2 separate regions of the Homo sapiens genome follow, and region 1 is linked to region 2. A link is an interaction called in ENCODE POLR2A ChIA-PET data of the cell type or tissue named here. Cell type or tissue: GM12878. All regions are shown on one strand.

Region 1 (5,000 bases), 360 kb before region 2:
CACCACTTTGGGTCCATCTGTGTTCATCATCTCTTCTTGTTAGCAAATTTCAGTGCTCCTACTTTATTTGCATTTGTTGGACCTGACAGTGGTGTTCATTCATGGTTTTTTGTTTGTTTTTAACTCTGTCACCTAGGCTGGAGTGCAGTGGTGGCATGATCATAGTTCGTTGCAGCCTCTAACTCCTGAGCTCAAGCCATCCTTTCACCTCAGCCTCCAAAGTAGCTAGTAAATCTACAAGCGTGCACCACCATGCCCAGCTGGGATTTTGCTGTGTTGCCCAGGCTGGTCTCAAACTCTTGGCCTCTCAAAGTGCTGGGATTGCAGGCATGAGCCACTGTGCCTGCCCTAAAGATATGTCTTCATAAGTGAAAGAAGATTTAAATGTTAGATGCAGGAACCATATTTGAATACAAAATTTGGCTTTCTGACTACCTGCTTTTAGCAAGCACTTTGTAAACAAAGGTCAGATCCTACTCTGAAGAGAAGATAAGCTTATTAGTTGGTTCAGTAGCAATCTATATTTTTATAGGCTTAGATCTGGGAATGTAAAATTATGCATTATCTGGAGAAATTTCTCTAAGATTGTTCTTTTTGGATTCCATCCAAGGAATCTTAATTACCAAGTAAATACTAAGAGGCCAGTAAGGCTCATAATTCATCTAGATCGTGTGAAAGATAATCTAGCAGTTACTTAATTTCCCTTGTATGCCATCTGAATATGATGACACAACAAATGGTTTCAGCCAGTGGCAAGAGTGGATTTCAGGTTATCTTCCATAAGTTGCTTCCCTGGATTCAGAAGAGTAATATGGACTTTTAAAAAAAGAATTGAAAATACTCTGTAGTATAATATAAAATCCATCGTTTTAGAGAAAGAAAACTGAGTTGTTTTTAGAGATTAAGTGATTCACCAAAATGTGTCATGAGGGCAGGGATTTTTGCTATTTTCTTCACTACTGTGTTTCCAGTGTCTGTCACATAATAAGCTCTCAGAAATACTTGATGAGTGAATGAATGCCAAATTGTCACATGGCTAGTTAGGTAGAATACTTATACAGGAACTTAAGCTTTCTCATTTTGCTAGTGTTTTTTTTTTTTTCCTCTATTAGTCATATACTATGGTGAGAAAGAAATCATTTCATTTTTTAAATTGGAATTTTCTTGAAGACAGGTAACATTTTTCAGGCAGCTTAGGGCTGTCTCATGTTATACCTAAGTGTATACCTTGGATGTTATTTGTGGTGTTACAATTTTTTGAGCCTTGCCAAAATTAAGAAAATTAGTTTCTAATACTACTTTCATGAAAAATTTGTTCTATTTCTTCATGTACTTTTTTTGAGACGGTGGTCTCCCTCTGTTGCCCCAGGCTGGAGTGCAGTGGCGCAATCTCGGCTCACTGCAATCTCCACCTCCTGGGTTCAAGTGATTCTCCTGCCTCAGCGTCCTGAGTAGCTGGGCTACAGGCACACGCCACCATGCTCGGCTAATTTTTTTTTGTATTTTTAGTAGAAACGGTTTCACCATATTGGCCAGGCTGGTCTCGAACTCCTAACCTCGTGATCTGCCCGGCCTCCCAAAGTGCTGGGATTACAGGCGTGAGCCACTGTGCCCGGCCTTCTTCATGTAATTTTTATATTTTGAAATGCTTATTGGGAAACTGAGACGTATTTGCTATTTTTTTTTTTTTCTTTGAAGGCAGGCTCTACCTCTGTCATTGCCCGGGCTGGAGTACAGTGGCACAATCATGGCTCACTGCATTCTCCACCTCTAAGGCCCAAGTGATCCTCCTACCTCAGCCTCCTGAGTAGCTAGGACCACACCCAGCTAATGTTTAAGTTTTTTTGTAGAGACGAAGGCCTCACCATGTTGTCCAGGCTGGTGTTGAACCCCTGGCCTCAAGTGATTCTCCTGCCTCAGCCTCCTAAAGTGCTAGGATTACAGGTGTGAGCCACCACACCCAAGCATAATTGCTGTCTTTAATTTTGAATTCTTTTAAATGAAGAACCAACTAGATGATAATGAGTGATAACTGTACATGTTTTAAGAACTTTATTATACCAGATAAATCAAAGTGTCAGACTGTGGATAACATAGCATTTTGTGTGTGTACAGCTTATACTTTAATTATTAACTGGCTGGCTTATTTTAAACTTGAATATTCCTCATAATCCTGGTTATTTTTTCAAAATACTGTAGTAGCGATTAGAGTATGATTTTAAGAAAATGACAGTCTTACATATCAAATATGTTTTAGACTTTTTCTGGGTTTTCCTATTTTAAGTGAGTAGATGAGTATGAAAAACTCACATATATGGGAAGGACTTCTAGTGATTATCATGCCTGTCAGTATATAGAAGAGAACAATATAGCATATTTAAATTAATTTTGAGGATTAGTTTTCTGTTTGCTTGACCAAGGGTTGGCAAACTATGGCTATGGGCCACATTTGGCTTGCCACCTGTTTTTGTAGTTTTACTGAAACACAGCTGTGCTCATTCATATTGTCCGTAGCTCCTTTCACACTACAAAGGCAGTCGTAGTTGTAGTGGAGACTGCAAAGCCTAAAATACTTACTCTCTGGCCCTTTACAGAAAACGTTTGCCTGCTGCTGTGCTTGAGCTATAGGAAATGTAGAAGGCATTTGCTGCAATCCTTTTCCTTTTAAACTGAGCTGTAATTTACATAGAATGAAATGCACATGTCTTAAGGGTACAATTCAGTAAAATTTGACACTTGTATCCACTAGTGTTTCCTGTATACCTCATTCAAGATAATAGAACACGCAGTCTAGAAAGTTCCCTGTTGCCTCTTTCCAGACCCAGTTTAGGCAGCTCTTCTGATTTCTATCACCAGAGATTAGTTTTACCTGTTTTGTTTGTTTGAGACAGGGTCTCACTGTGTAGCTCAGGCTGGAGTGCAGTGGTGTGATCAAGGCTTACCTCAGTCTCAACTTCCTGGGCTCAGGTGATCCTCCTGCCTCGGCCTCCTGAGTAGCTGGTACTACAGGTGCGCTCCACCGCTCCGGGCTAATTTTTGTGTTTTTTGTAGAGACTAGGTTTCGCCATGTTGGCCAGGCTGGTCTCCTGGGCTCAAGCCATCTGCTTGCCTCGGCCACCCGAAGTACTGGGGTTACAGGCATGAGCCACCGTGCTTGTCCAGTTTTACCTGTTTTTGAACCTCATATAAATGGAATCATAGAGCATAAAAGCTCTTTGATGTCTGATTTCTTTTACTCAGCAAAATGGTTTTGAGATTCATCTTTGTTCTTGCATATATCAGTAGTTCCTTTTTTTTTTTTTAATTTCTGTGAGAATTCCACTATGTGAATATAATGCAGGGGTTTTTGCTTCTTAGTTCAACTAAATCCAGGTTCTTGTCTCACAACCAGGAGAAATTAGGCATATGGACACATTGAAGGGTGAGGAGAGTGGAATTTATTAAGCGAAAGGGGAGCTCTCAGCAAAGAGAGGGGTCCCGCCAGCTGGCTTCCACCTCAGGTTGAATACCAGGCCACCACACTCCCTAGCCTAAGGCGTGAATTCCTGGTGGCTCCACCCCCTTCCCCCAGTGTGCAGACGGGCCCTTAGTCTGAGCCGCTCCACGTTGATTTATTTCCCTTACTGCACATATGTTAAGTGATGGAATTTTTCACTGTGGGCGTATTTAGGCAAGCCTCCTGTGCATGATGACCTGGGCAGGTCGAAGGTTCTCCGGGGACCCTTCCCTCTTTGCCTAGGCATTTTGCCGTCTCTTGACTCTTATCAAATATATAACAGTATTTAAAAATTGATTCTCATGTTGATGGACATTTGGGCACTTTTCAGTTTGGGGCTATTATGAATAAAGCTACCACGAACATTTATGTGTAAGTCTTTGGGTATATGTATGTTTCATTCAATCCATGACTAGGAGCAGAATTGCTGGGTGATAGGATATGTAGATGTTTAACTTTATAAGAAATTGTTCAACTGTTTTTCAAAGTGCTGTACCACCTTACACTCTGATCAGCTTTATATTAGAGTTCATTTGCCTCATGTGTCAGCCAAACTGACAACACGCTGGGTGTTGTCAGTTTTTAATTTTAGGTATTCTTGTGGACTAGTATTTCCTCATTTTAATTTTGTTATTGATCCAGTGATTGGTGGTGGTGAGTTTTTTATGTGCTTAATAGGCATTCACTTATCTTCTTTTGTGAATGTTAAGTCTTTTGTCTATTCTTTTAAAGTTGTTTTTTTTTAAAAAAAAAAAAAAGAGGTAGTCTCGCTCTGTCACCCAGGCTGGAGTGCAGTGGTGCGATCTTGGCTCACTGCAACTTCTGTCTCCCAGGTTCAAGCGATTCTCGTGCCTCAGGCACCCAACTAACTGGGACTACAGGTGTGCAGCACCATGCCTGGCTAATTTTGTATTTAGTAGAGACAGAGTTTCACCATGTTAGCCAGGCTGATCTTGAACTTCTGACCTCAACTGATCCACCAGACTCGGGCTCCCAAAGTGCTGGGATTTCAGATGTGAGCCACTGCACCAGGCCCTCAACATACATATTAATTATATTTCCTTTAACTTTTTTTTTAGTGGTTGCTGTATACATTGTAGCATATACATTTACTAAGTTTATAATGTTTTCCTTCCCCTTAAAGAACTTTTAAAAAACTTTTCGCAGGTCCATTGACATGAATTCTCTTGGTTTTGTGTTTCTGCTTTACTCCGAGGATGCTTTTTCTCTGCATACAGAATTCTAGGTTGTCTTTTTTTTTCTTTTCCTTTTTTTAAAAAAACTCTTTAAATATTTCACTTCACTTTCTTTTTGCTTGTATGGTTTCTGATGAGAAAGAAACCTCTGTAATTCTTGTCCCTGTACCTCCATAGGTACGGTGTTTTTTCTTCTGGTTTCTTTCTTGATTTTCTCTTTTGTTTTCTTCAGTTTGAATGATATGCCAAGGTATGGATTTTTTAGTGTTTATCCTGGTTGGTTTTCTCAGAGCTTCCTGGTTCTGTGG
Region 2 (5,000 bases):
GAGGCAGGAGAACTGCTTGAACCCAGGAGACAGAGGTTACAGTGAGCTGATACAGTACCACTGCACTCCAGCCTAGGTGACAGAGTGAGACTCCGTCTCAAAAAAAAAAAAAAAGATACCCACCTAGTGTTAATAATGGTATCAAACAAGAATGCTCTCTGCTTTGAGCAAAACCAAAGGAGTGATACCTATGACCAGCTCTAGGGAAATCTAATATCTACTTAGTAGTTTGTTCTAGGGGAAAGAACTGGGACTGGGAGGTCTTTATTGCAGAAGGTAGAGAAAAGTAATCAGGCATTTTTTTTCACTAACGTGTTGAGCCCTTATTATATGCAGTCATTATGTTAAGTGATTTTCATTTATTATTTCATTTAATTGGGAAACAGTGCTTTGGGAGGTTGAGGCTGGAGGATCACTTGAGCCCAGGAGTTCAAGACCAGACTGGGCAACATAGTGAGACCCCATCTCTACCAAAATTTTTTAAAAATTAGTCGGGCATGGTGGCATGTGCCTGTAGTCCTAGCTACTCTGGAGGCTGAGGTAGGAGGATTACTTGAGCCCAGGGGGTCAAGGCTGCAGTCAGCCATGGTCGTGCCATTGCATTCCAGCCTGGGTGACAGAGCAAGACCCTGTCTCAAAAAACAAACAAACAAACAAACAAAATAAAATAAAGATTAAAAAGTAAAAGGGCAGCTGAATCTGAAAGAGTTTAACGAAGTTGGTCAAACCTCTCAGCCGACACAGAAGCAGCCAGGATTTGGACCCGTGTAGTCTGGCTTAAGGCTAATGCTCTCTTAACCTACATCTTGTGTAAGAAGGGCTGGCATCAAGTTTTACTGCAGCTACTTGCTAGATAAATGACCTTGGGCAAATCCCTCCCTATCCATAGGCCTAACTTCCCTCTTTGGTAGAGAGAGGGGCTTCACCTAGATACCCTCTGAGGACCTCTTGGCAGGCCTGGCCCTATTCCATCATTTTGGCAAATGGTCTGGGTAGAGGAGTCCAACAGATGGGGCTTTGGTTCCAGCACAAGATTTGCCTTAGCTTTGAAGAGGCAGCTGTGTCCTGGAAGATAGGCACTGTCACCAGGAAAGAGATGATGTCTTCTCTGCAGGATCTGCTGGGGGAGGGAGGGGGACTCACTCATAGCCAGGCTGTGTTGCAAGACCTTGGGGAGCTCCCTACCTCCCCTTCCTTCTGAGCCTTACTCTTGCCTTTATTCTTGGCTCCACTGCCATTTTCTCAGCTCCACTGCCATTTTCTCAGCTCTGTGTTGCCCATCAGTGGTGATAAGTGATGCCAAGATCAAGCTGCTGGCAGTTTTTTTGTTTGTTTGTTTGAGATGGAGTATTGCCAGTTGCCCAGGCTGGAGTGCAGTGGCACGATCCTGGCTCACTGCAACCTCTGCCTCCTGGGTCCAAGTGATTCTCCTGCCTCAGCCTCCCAGTAGCTGGGGCTACAGGCATGAGCCACCACACCCAGCTATTTTTTGTATTTTTAGTAGAGATGGGGTTTCATCATGTTGGCCAGGCTGGTCTTGAACTCCTGACCCCAAGTGATCCACCCACCCCGGCCTCCCAAAGTGCTGGGATTTCAGGCTTGAGCTACCACATCCAGCTGCTGCTGGCAGTTTAAAAAATGTTTTGGTAGAGATGGGGTCTCACTATGTCGCCCAGTCTGGCAGTCCAAGATCAAGGTGTTCCCGCCACCACCACCCCTGCACACCAGCCTGTGCCTGTTCAAGCTGAACTTCATTCTTCTCCATGGACACACCAGCCTTATCACACCTCTGCACGTTTCATACACATGACAGTCTCCTCTGCCTGCAATGACACCCACCCCTTTCTTCATATCTTTAAGTTTTTTGTTTGTTGTTTTGAGACGAGTCTCGCTCTGTCACCCAGGCGGGAGTGCGGTGGTGCGATCTCGGTTCACTACAACCTCTGCCTCCCGGGTTCAAGCAATTCTCCTGGCTCAACCAACTGAGTAGCTGGGATTACAGGTGCGCACAACCATGCTGGCTAATTTTCTTTCTTTCTTTTTTTTTTTTTTGAGACAGAGTCTTGTTCTGTCACCAGGCTGGAGTGCAGTGGCGCGATCTCGGCTCACCTCAACCTTTGACTCCCTGGTTCAAGCTATTCTCCTGCCTCAGCCTCCTGAGTAGCTGGGATTACAGGCACGTGCCACCACACCCAGCTAATTTTTGTATTTTTAGTAGAGACGGGGTTTCACCATTGTTGGCCAGGATGGTCTCAAACTCCTGACCTCAAGTGATCCGCCCCCCTCCACCTCCCAAAGTGCTGGGATTACAGCGTGAGCCACCACGCCCGGCCACCTTTAAGTTGTTTATACTTCTCCGGGTCTGGCTTAGAAGTCCCTCCTCCTTGAGGTCTGTCTTTAAATTAGAAGTGCCCTCTGTCCCCCTCTGACCACCCATTGCATTTTATCAATCCCTTTCTTTGAGCAGGCACTACTTCTTTTTCTCCTAGTGGTTAAATAATCATCTCTCAACTGGACTGTGAACCACAAGGCAGGATTCCTGTCACATGAAGCATCTTGGATTTCCCCATGGCACCTAGAACATATTAATGAGTAACAAAGAGTGTGTACCTAAGTTCAGAGCATGAGTAAGAAACTGAGTGACCTCAGTTGCTGAGACTCTGAGGCATGAAACTTAAGAATGGAACACAGAGATGGAAGAGAACAGAACCCTTCAAGGGAATATTTATGGTGGATGGAAATCAATCACCTTAGGCCAGAGATACAGAGGGCATATAGTAAGGCTAAAAGGAAGAACAACACAAGTACTGTCCTGGTGGACAAGAAATGCAGTCTTGGCCAGGCGCGGTGGCTCATGCCTGTAATCCCAGCACTTTGGGAGGCCGAGGTGGGCGGATCATGAGGTCAGGAGTTCGAGACCAGCCTCGCCAACATAGTGAAACTCCGTCTCTGCTAAAAATACAAAAAGTAGCCGGGCATGATGGTGCATGCCTCTAATCCCAGCTACTCGGGAGGCTGGGGCAGGAGAATAGATTGAACCTGCAAGGCAGAGGTTGTGGTGAGCCGAGATCACGCCACTACACTCCTAGCTGGAGGGAAGTAAAGAATGATATGGAAGTACATAAACAGTCCACACTCCACTGAAATTTTCATACACATAAAACCAGAGCCTGTGGCAAACTCCTCGCTTTGCTTTGCCGACAGCTTTATGGTGGTTGTGAGAGGAAAGGTAGAGAAGCAATACTGATCAAAAAAGGAAGTTAAATGCATAAGAATCATAAGAGAAAGAAACTATGGCTTGAGGTACTGAGGGGTTAATTTCTTTATGGGGATTAGGAAACAAAAATGCACTTTTGCTGTAATAAGGTGGGTTTTTTTCCTCTGAAAACAACACTAATGTATTTTTATTTATTTATTTATTTTTGAGAGGGAGTTTCACTCTTGCTGCCCAAGTTGGAGTGCAATGGCACAATCTCGGCTCACTGCAACCTCCACCTCCCAAGTTCAAGCAATTCTCCTGCCTCAGTTACCCAAGTAGCTGGGATTGCAGGCATGTGCCACCACGCCCTGCTAATTTTGTAATTTTGGTAGAGATGGGGTTTCACCATGTTAGTCAGGCTGGTCTCGAATTCCTGACCTCAGGTGATCCACCCGCCTCAGCCTCCCAAAGTGCTGGGATTACAGGCGTGAGCCACCGCACCCAGCAGAAACACTAATTTTGAGCTAGAAAACGTGGTGGATCTTAGAATTGGGATACGATGGGACTTCTGCTCTCAGGGGCTAGGACACTGAGATGGTAGGGAAAGGGAGTTACAGGTAAAATGTGTGACTATGTTTAGAAATATCTCCGCATGTAGCACTCTAGCCCTATACGAAGACACCTTGGGAAGAGGCTGTGTCCATGTGTCACCTACAGATAGAGCTGTGTGGCAGAAATTTCCCACACTAGATGTGGCTGCAGCTGAGCACAACACTATAGAGGAGAAGCATTATCTTCTCCTCTGCCACTGGGTGTGTCTTGACAGCCAAAGCACTTTCTTCCATAGTCAAGGTCCTCTGGATCTCCAGCACACCATATGTTGGTGAAAGTGGTATCTGGGTGACCATCATGTGGACTCGGAAAGCACAGACCTGCTGACACAGCAAGCATTAGGTTCTCCAGCTTCTAGAGTGGAAGACAGCAAGGGAGAAGGAGATCAGGAATGGGTTTGTGTATGAGTTTTCTACTGCTGCTGTATCAAATCACCACAAACTTGGTAGCTTAACAATACAAATGTGTGATCTACAATTCTGGAGGTCAGAAGTCTAAAATGGGCCTCACTAGGTTAAAATCAAGGAGTCAACAGGACTGCCTTCCTTCTGTTTTTTGTTTATTTGGTTTTTTTGTTTTTGTTTTTGTTTTTTTTTTTGAGATGGAGTCTCGCACTGTCGCCCAGGCTGGAGTGCAATAGTGCAATCTCCACTCACTGCAAACTCTGCCTCCCAGGTTCAAGCGATTCTCCTGCCTCGGCCTCCTGAGTAGCTGTTATTACAGGCACCCGCTATCATACCTGGCTAATTTTTTATATTTTCAGTCAAGACAGGGTTTCACCATGTTGACCAGGCTTGGTCTTGAACTCCTGACTTCATGATCCACCCATCTCGGCCTCCCAGAGTGCTGGGATTACAGGCGTGAGCCACCGCGCCCGGCTTGTTTTGTTTTGTTTTTTGAGACAGGGTGTCACTCTGTTGCCCAGACTGGGGTGCAGTGGTACGATCACTGCTCACGGCAGCCTCCATCTCTCTGGGCTCAGGTTATTCTCATGCCTCAGCCTCCTGAGTAGCTGGGACTGCCAGCACGTGCCACCATGCCTGGCTAATTTTTGTGTTTTTTGTAGAGATGGGGTTTTGCCATGTTGCCCAGGCTGGTCTCAAATTCCTAGGCTCAAGCGATCCGCCTGCCTTGGCCCCCCAAAGTGCTGGATTACAGACATCAGCCACCATGCCTGGCCTTGCATTCC

Evidence for each region. Peaks named below come from ENCODE experiments on the same cell type or tissue, not always from the same donor. Only the 100,000 strongest peaks of a DNase experiment are listed, where the experiment ranks them.
Region 1: POLR2A ChIA-PET joins it to region 2 with 5 read pairs; 3 of 35 experiments call an interaction of 5 or more read pairs at or near these places.

Annotation. Positions count from the first base shown.
Region 1 is chr9:112,323,902-112,328,901 of GRCh38, reverse strand. The region is part of intron 1 of PTBP3 (polypyrimidine tract binding protein 3); the gene reads left to right. Among named protein-coding and RNA genes, the nearest start is that of PTBP3, 7.2 kb to the left of the region's middle. RefSeq lists an enhancer at 4,094-4,619. In GM12878, no CTCF peak of the experiment used is centred here; no DNase peak of the experiment used is centred here; H3K4me3 peaks cover 1,268 bases; H3K27ac peaks cover 305 bases.
Region 2 is chr9:111,963,255-111,968,254 of GRCh38, reverse strand. No RefSeq gene overlaps it. Among named protein-coding and RNA genes, the nearest start is that of MIR4668, 34 kb to the right of the region's middle. In GM12878, no CTCF peak of the experiment used is centred here; a DNase peak (open chromatin) is centred at 2,544; H3K27ac peaks cover 866 bases.